Regions from separate parts of the Homo sapiens genome. Here region 1 is linked to region 2. Evidence: read pairs that join two places in POLR2A ChIA-PET (ENCODE). Cell type or tissue: Panc1. All regions are shown on one strand. Links, peaks and the distances in the headings refer to the core of each region. The heading gives the core; the rest is flanking DNA.

Evidence for each region. Peaks named below come from ENCODE experiments on the same cell type or tissue, not always from the same donor. Only the 100,000 strongest peaks of a DNase experiment are listed, where the experiment ranks them.
Region 1: POLR2A ChIA-PET joins it to region 2 with 6 read pairs; 11 of 35 experiments call an interaction of 5 or more read pairs at or near these places.

What each region holds. Positions count from the first base shown.
Region 1 is chr14:50,124,709-50,128,925 of GRCh38, reverse strand. The region is part of intron 21 of SOS2 (SOS Ras/Rho guanine nucleotide exchange factor 2); the gene reads left to right. Among named protein-coding and RNA genes, the nearest start is that of VCPKMT, 10 kb to the right of the region's middle. In Panc1, for the core only: no CTCF peak of the experiment used is centred there; no DNase peak of the experiment used is centred there.
Region 2 is chr14:50,004,743-50,008,959 of GRCh38, reverse strand. It overlaps LINC01588 (long intergenic non-protein coding RNA 1588), which reads left to right and starts at 1,440. Exons shown (of 4, transcript NR_126498.1): 1 at 1,440-3,366. LINC01599 (long intergenic non-protein coding RNA 1599) reads left to right here. Exons shown (of 9, transcript NR_131171.1): 9 at 1,541-1,647. In Panc1, for the core only: no CTCF peak of the experiment used is centred there; no DNase peak of the experiment used is centred there; H3K27ac peaks cover 2,065 bases.

The DNA of each region.
Region 1 (4,217 bases), core at 720-3,219, 120 kb before region 2:
TTATCTGGCCAGGCACAGTGGCTCATACCTGTAATCCTACCACTTTGGGAGGCTGAGGCAGGAGTATCACTTGAGGTCAGGGCAACATAGCAGTTCAAGACTAGCCTGGGCAACATAGCAAGACCCTGTCCTCCCTACCAAAAAAAAATTTATCAAAGTGACATATTAATAGAATTTAAAAGGGAAATAGTGCTAAGACACTTAAAATGAAATTAACAGTGGTTCTCTACCTCAAGTCTCCCCACTCCTTTTCTTGTTCTCCAAGGACACTTCCACATTTCTAAATGATGTTTTTGTAGTCTCTCTTGAGTCATTAATTTTAGACAATGTTTACTGATCTCCTCTTATGGTGGATGAGAATTTCATGTCTACCCTGCCTATACTTAACCACATTTGGGGCAAATATTATTCACTGCTATGCTTCCTTTCTTGTATAGCTCTGTTTCCTGGAGTTCATAATTGCCTCATTAATGTTTAGATTTGTTTGTTTGTTTAGGTTTGTTTGTATGTTTGTTTAGCACCTTTCCATGCCCTTTCATAGCAGTTTTCCATAAAGTCAGGCAAATCAGGGAACCTAGCAGGGTTTTCCTTTTTCTTTTCTTTTCGTTTCCCTTTCCCTTTCCCTTCTTTCTTTCCTAGAATCTTCCTTCCTGGTGCCTTTTTGTCCCCCGTTCCAGTTTGGACTGGTTGATATTCAGGTATTGACCCTGCTGTCATCCTAGAACTTTCTTTCATTGTCATCCTAGAAATTCCCTTTGCCTCCCTCCTGTGTTGGATCCTTGTTTTTGGATTCCTCATCTTCTTTCTTGATATGCTCCCTGATTTTAATAGGAGTAGCTCCTTTAGTAGCTACGTGAGAAAAGATAATACATATGACTTAAACTTTTTAAGTTATTGCATATATGGAAACCTATTATACCTTTTTTTGTTTATTTTGTGGAAGCCTATTATACATTTAATTGTTAATAGTTTAGCTGGAAATAGAATGTAAAAAATAATTTGACTCAGAATTTTGAACTCATTTTCCTCCACGGTCTTCTGCCTTTCATAATTCCTGCTGAAAAGTCTAATACCATTCATTTACTTACTCAGTACATAATTTTTAAATGCCTGATAATGTGCAGGCACTATTCTAGATGTGAGAGTGATAGCAGTGAATGAAATAGACAAATATCTTTCTCTCAATGATCCTACAGTTTCAATCTTTTTTTAAACTTAGAGCATACTTAACAGTAGCAGAGGACCCAATGTCATACAGAGGGACCCAAATATACAGAGCCTTAAATGAAATAGAAGTTTATTCCTCACAATAGCCAGAGCAAGTAAGCAACTCTGCTCCACTGGGTTTTCCAGCTAAGCAGGGCAATTCAGAATTCTCAAGATGTGACTTCCATCTCTGTCTTGAGTACCTGCTGTAGTTGTTACCATTTTCTGGCTAGCAGGAAGATGGAGGGCAAGGAGCTTTGTTATAAAAACATGATCTGGGCCGGGCGCGGTGGCTCACGACTGTAATCCCAGCACTTTGGGAGACCGAGGCAGACAGATCACCTGAGGTCAGGAGTTTGAGACCAGACTGACCAACATGGTGAAACCCCATCTCTACTAAAAATACAAAAATTAGCTGGGCATAGTGGCGTGTGCCTGTAGTCCCAGCTATTTGGGAGGCTGAGACAGGAGAATTGCTTGAACCCGGGAGGTGGAGGTTGCAGTGATCCAAGATCGTGTCATTGCACTCCAGCCTGGGGCGACAGAGTGAGACTCTGTCTCAAAAAAAAAAAAAAAAAAAAGGAGACCTTCTTAGTTACAAAGGAAGCTAAGAAACGTCTCTAACTAGGTAGCCATTTGCCTTACCAAAATTCATGGGATCCTATTACTAAAAGGAAAAAGGGAAAGGTGTACTGGGAAGCAGCAGGCTCTGCCACAATATGTTGAAGAAACTTTTAAGGCATTCTCTTTATTCTTAATAATCTACAGCTTCACAATGAACTGCATTGATGTGGGTATTTTTTTTTTTCATTTTGTCATCTACTTAATGAGCCCTTTAAATTTAGAGATTCGAGTGTTCGATTTCCAGAAAATGCTTCCTGTTGCTTTGGTAATAATTTTTCCCCCAGCATGTTCTCTGACTCCTTTTGTGGAGCTCCTTTTTCTTATTCTCATACATCCTAGATTGATCCTCCAATTTTCTTGTCTTTTATCACCTCTTGTCCATCTCTTTGTCTTCTTGTTCTGTTTTCCTGGAAGATTTCCTCACTTTATCTTTCAGCTCTTCTATTTATTTTCTTCATCTGTCATAATTTTAAATTTCTAAGAATTCTTTTCAGTTACCTCTGATTGTGCCTTTTTTTAATAGCATCCTATTCTAATTTCATGGATGCACTGTCTTATCTCTCTTAGGATAATAATTATAGTATTTTTAAATTTTATTTTTAATCGACAGATAATTGTATATGTTTATGGGGTACAATCTGATGTTTTGATACATTGTGGAATGATCAAATCAGCTAAGTTGCATATCCAGTGGCTGGGCAGGGTTGGACCAGGAAAGGGGAGACTTTAGTCAATGGATGCAAAGTTTCAGTGACTATAGTTAATAATAATGTATATCTCTGGATAGATAAAAGAGAAGATTTTAAATGTTCTCACCACAAAGAAATGATGAATATTTGAGATGATGAATAATTACAGTATTTTTGAAAAAAAATTTGTTTTGTTTCTAGTGTTGTCTCTTTTCTGACCTCCTTTCTTGTATTAGTTGTAGTCTCTTGTCTTTCATATTGGAGGCTTTCCTTTCTTGTCCAGTAGTATTTCTGTTCATATTTTAGAATGAGGGGGAAACTGATGGGAAGTGCTGTATCTATATCCATGGCACTTATTGACTTGTGGGTTTCACTGTAGAGTGATGGAATGATAATTTTTTACTTAGGAAATCCCCAAATGTTAGAATCTGTAGGCATTTTCTCTAAGAATGTTTAGTTTCTCTAAAGAAGGATCTTTGAATCTTCTGCCTGGGGCAATCTCGCCATGTAGTATGGATATCTGTGTTTTCAGCTCAGACTAGTATCCCAAGTCTGGGGTTTAGATTTTCCGGAGAATAAAACTGCCAGTCTCCTACAGAGGTGGGAATGAGGTCATTGCCTGGCCTCACTAAGTAGGGGAGAGGAGAATGGGGTTCTAACTCTCCCTTATCCAGACTTAACCAAGTCTTCTGTTTTCATGTCCATGCCTTCCTTTGTACCAAATGCCTTTAGCTCCTGAATCCTTATTTGGTTCTGTGGGGCAGATTTGCTGCTGCTTGTCAGTATTACTCTCTGTAGGGTTTCATCTTCCTCCATCTGTCTCCATATACATTATAATCTACCTTCATGAATTAAAGCTTCAGCTTCATATATTTCCTGGCTTTATTGAAGTTTGTTGATATTTCTTATTTTTCTTGTTGTTCTGTGGTGGAAATGTCATTACACTATTAGTTTCTTAGTACTGCCATAACAAAGCACCACAAACTGAGTAGCTTAAAAGAGCAAAAATGTATTGTCCCACAGTTCTGAAGGCCAGAAATCCAAAATCGAGATGTTGGCAGGGCCATGTTTACTCTGAAACTTGGAGAAGAGAATCCTTCCTTGCTTCTTCTACCTTCTGGCATTTGCTGGCAATCCTTGGCATCTCCTGATTTGTAGATGCCTCACTTCAGTCTTTGCCTCCATTGTCATATGGCTGTCTTCTCGCGGTATGTTTCTTTATTTCTTCTCCTCTTCTTATAAAGACACTGGTCATGTCATATTGGATTTGGATCCATTTTAATGACCTCATCCTAACTTCATTACATCTGCAAAGACTATATTCCAAATAAGGTCACAATTATAGGTACTAGGTTATGGGACTTCATCATATCTTTGGGGGAACACAATTCAACCCATAACACTGTGCCATCGTAGAAGTAGGAATTCTAGACATTATTTTGAATGGTAGTAAAATACATTTTCCATATAAGAAAATTTTACATTTTGAAATTTAATAGAAAATTGAGAATAACTGCATTAAATTCTGAATATTCTAAAATAAATCCCCAAAGAAAATAAAATATTCATAGCAAGTATGAAAAGTACTCAGATGAAATGAGAAAAATGGCAAGACTCCATTCACAATGAACATGGGTACTTCACATCAAAGGAAGTATACCTTGTAAAGAAACATAGATAATTATAGATAGTTCAGCA
Region 2 (4,217 bases), core at 962-3,461:
CCTGGATTTCATAATTCCTGCCCAGGAGGCAAACCTGGCTCACTAATTTCAGTGTTCTTTATTAAAGACACACACAGCAGAGACAGAGGAAGAGAAACCAGAAGAGGGAGGTGAGGATGGAGCCTCTAAGGGCAAGAATGCATTCTTTTTTTTTTTTTTGAAATTTTGTTTTCGTTTGAGACAGGGTCTCACTCTGTCACCCAAGATAGAGTGCAGTGGCACAATCACAGCCCACTGCAGCCTCAACCTCCCTGGGTTCAGGCAATCCTCCCACTGCAGCAACCTCCCCAGTAGCTGGGACTACAGGTGCATCCTCATGCCTGGCTAATTTTTGTGGTTTTTTTTTTTTTTTTTTTTAGAGATGGCGTTTTGCCATGGTGCCCAGGCTGGTCTCAAACTCCCAGGCTCAAGTGACCCACCCACCTTGGCCTCCCTAAGTGCTGGGATTACAGGCATAATCATGGCACCCAACTGAGCGCTGCAAGGGTCTTTTCCAAGCTGAGTGCTGTAAGGGTCTGGGTTAGGCAAGGAAGACACTAAGGGTGTGGCCACTTGCTGTACAGTGGAGCAGGGGCCTTAGAACTACATAGAAGAATGCAAGCAAGCTCCCCCTTTCTCTGGAGAAACAGCATCTCTATTTTCCAAGCATACATGCTATACCAGCATCCTTGGAAAGATGATCAAATAAAAGACAGACAGTGTGTCTGCTTGCAAGATATACAGAAATGTGGCCAGGCACGGTGGCTCATGCCTGTAATCCCAGCACTTTGGGAGGCTGAGGCGGGCAGATCACGAGGTCAAGAGATTAAGACCATCCTGGCCAACATGGTGAAACCCCATCTCTACTAAAAATTAAAATATTAGCTGGGCGTGGTGGCATGCACCTGTAGTCCCAGCTACTCGGGAGGCTGAGGCAGGAGAATCGCTTGAACCCATGAGGCGGAGGTTGCAGTGAGCCGATCATGCCACTGCACTCCAGCCTGGTGACAGAGCGAAACTCCATCTCAAAAAAAAAAAAAAAGGAAATATATAGAAGAATGCCTTCTGAATAATCATTTCTTTTTTGAAATTGTGGCAAAATCTCCCTGGACTCAAGGGATGGGTGTAAAAAGCAGTTAGGCAGAGGATGAGGGCCTGTGCCTGAGGCGTCCAAGGGCAGCCCCAGCTCCCTGCAGATCCAGTGCAGCGGGATGTGCAGGTAGATCTCCCTCCCCAGGGCACAAAGCTGGGTGGGGAACAGCTGTCAGAACCAGCCACACCCCACCCCACCCTGCCCAGGCATCAGAAACCTCAGGGAAATGCCTAGATACTCCACCTCAAGGAAAACATTGAGGCCCTGTAGCCAGGAGTGCCCTGTTTGTGTCTAAAAGTTGCCCCAGCCCAAATTTACAGCTGGGAGGATCAGAAGGGCAATCTCTGTCTTCTCCCAAAAGGAAATCATACCCATAGTTACCACTGGGAGCAGGGTGGGCCGTTTACACTCCTCATCCTACCTCGCCATCACCTTAGGAAGCAGCCATTCTCCTTGTCTTTACTGTAGAGGAGGAAGCCTGGACAGCCTGCAGTTGAGGGGACCTGCACAAGCTCACAGGACTCTTCATCACCATGACACCACGCTCACCGCAAAATAAAAATGATCAAACCTGTCATGATGTCAGCAGCACCGGTGTTGGTCTTTGTGGGAAAGAAAAACACAGGCCAGGGCTGCAGCACGATTGTGTCTGCCCAGCTCTTGCAGCCTGGAGAACACCGTTGGATTCCCTCCCACACATGCTCCCAGGCTGCCTGCCTGCCTCACTTACCTGCTCAGGGTGGGGCTTGAGGGTGGCCCCTGGGAAGAGTAAGAACTGGCCAAGACTGAGATGTCCTTCCCTCATTTAAGGTACCGCCTTTTCCCTTTTCCCGCCATCCTGGGTGCATGGATACTTGGGATTAGAAACTGGACTGGAAATGTAATCTTTCTTCGGTTTGGGGCTGAGAACTGGGGATTAGTAGGATTTTGAGTTTATGGCACAGCCTTTTCTTACACCATTTCCTAAAAAGCAGTTAAGATTACACCAGGCACAGTGGCTTACGCCTATAATCTCAGCACTTTGGGAGGCTGAGGCAGGTGGATCAAGACCAGCTTAACCAACATGGTGAAACCCCATCTCTACTAAAAATACAAAAATTAGCTGGGCGTGGTGGCACGCATTTGTAGTCCCGGCTACTTGGGAGGCTGAGGCAGGAGAATTCCTTGAACCCGGGAGGCGGAGGTTGCGGTGAGCTGAGATTGCACCATTGCACTCCAGCAGCCTGGGCAACAGCAACGAAACTCCGTCTCAAAAAAAAAAAAAAATTACAGTCATCTCCCAGAAAAATCAAGAAGGAAGAACCTTGGAGGTTCAACCTATAGAAGATATGTTCTCATGGAATAAACCAAAAATAATTTTTATTTTCTAAAAAATCAAGAACAGAAGTCTCTCAACATTTAAGTTTTACAAACAAATAGAATCTGAGCCACTGGGTTAAACATGACAAACGACACACAGTAACAAATATTGAAGACATCATAATGCCAAAGCAACAGAAGCAGCACCAGAAATGTTGCTGAGGCCACCATTTAATTAACGCAAGTTGAACATATGGCTTTGGTTACATGTGGTTCCAGGCCAGAGGCATGGAAGTCAGTGTTTGTGGGAAAGCCAGGAGGAAAAGCTCCTCTCCCCACCTCCACCTTGTCACTCCAGGTTCTGGTGACCCCATCTCGGGACACGGCCTCCCATTTCACTCCTGCACCAACCCCACTCTTGTAACACTGCACATGCAAGATGTGAGCATCTTCAAAGTACGAATATTGCCTTCTTCATTTTAGAATCCATGATGTGCTTGTGGGGAGAATGAATGAATGCTCAAACATGAATGGAGAGAGACAGAGAGGAAGTGCAGGTCTAACCAAGGAAACCTTCTTTCCTAGAAAATCGTTGATGAGCCCGGAAAGAGTTGGCTGAACAACGGTAACAATTCTTTTATTATTATTTAACTTATTAAGTTATTAGAAAAAGTAAAAGAGTGAGTCGAGGTTTTTGGATTGGAAGTAGGGACCCACTGAGTTCCCTCCAGGATTGTGGAGTTTCTTTTACAGCCACATGTGGATAAGAAACTAAGGGCCACAGACCAAATGACAGGTCGGATGGCAACCCTGGAAAAGTCACACAGCTCAGCCTGTTGGAGGAAGAGGAGCAGTAGAACCTGTGTGGAGCCTGACAGAACCCAAGATGCCATTCACGAACCGAGAGGTCTTTCAAGATCACACACAGTTCTACGACACAGACATTTCGTCTTCTTGCCACTCAGTAGCGGGGCCCATCCCTCTGTGCCTCCAAGGTCCGTGTGCCATGTGGAAAACTCAGGTGTTCTGTCTCTGCCAGGACCTTCTTCCTGCTGCTTATTTAAGTGTCTGCTGCTTCGGGGCCTCAGGTGCCTGCTTTATCTCTTTCTCCTTTACTATCAAGTCTTTAAGCAATTTGCCAAGACGGAGAATCTCACTGGCCTGGTGGGGCTGAGCCTTCCTTCACTGGCTGACCAACTGGGAAGTGGGCTGCTGCCTAGATCAGGTGCGTGCCACAGTTCATCTAGCCGTGCCCAGAGTTCTAAGGTTATGCGCATGACCCCGTGTGTGGGCAGAGGCTCTTAGCAGGGGCCGAGAGCATTGGAGGCATCTTGAGGGCCAGAGTCCCCAGCCCCAGATCACAGATACGGCATGATCAAAATGTGAGGGAGCAGGGGCAGAGATTATTTGGAATAACGTGCTGAGTTTGTATACTTTTGACAATTAAAAGCCCTATGTCCCCCTGATGTTACGCATATGCTCCAGAGGAGCCACTCGGGACAAAGAATCAATAATGGGCGCTTGGTGTGCATTGAAAGCTGACAGTGTATATTTGTGGGGACTATACAGGGAAAGGAATATGAAGCCTTGACAAGATATGGTGAGTATGTATCGGTGAGGTAGGTAACTCATTCATAAGGGACTTTGCAAGGTGGCAACACTGGTTCAAAGATATTACGAGAATAAAGATTTTGTGTACTCAGAGAACGAAAAGGAATGCTGACGTAAGATCACAAAGTTAGATACTAAACTGGCTAATGTGCTACAGGGCAGCAAAACTATAACCTTTGAGGTAATTTATCTGACCAGATAGGAATCATTTGCATCTCTGTAGAACAGAAAAACA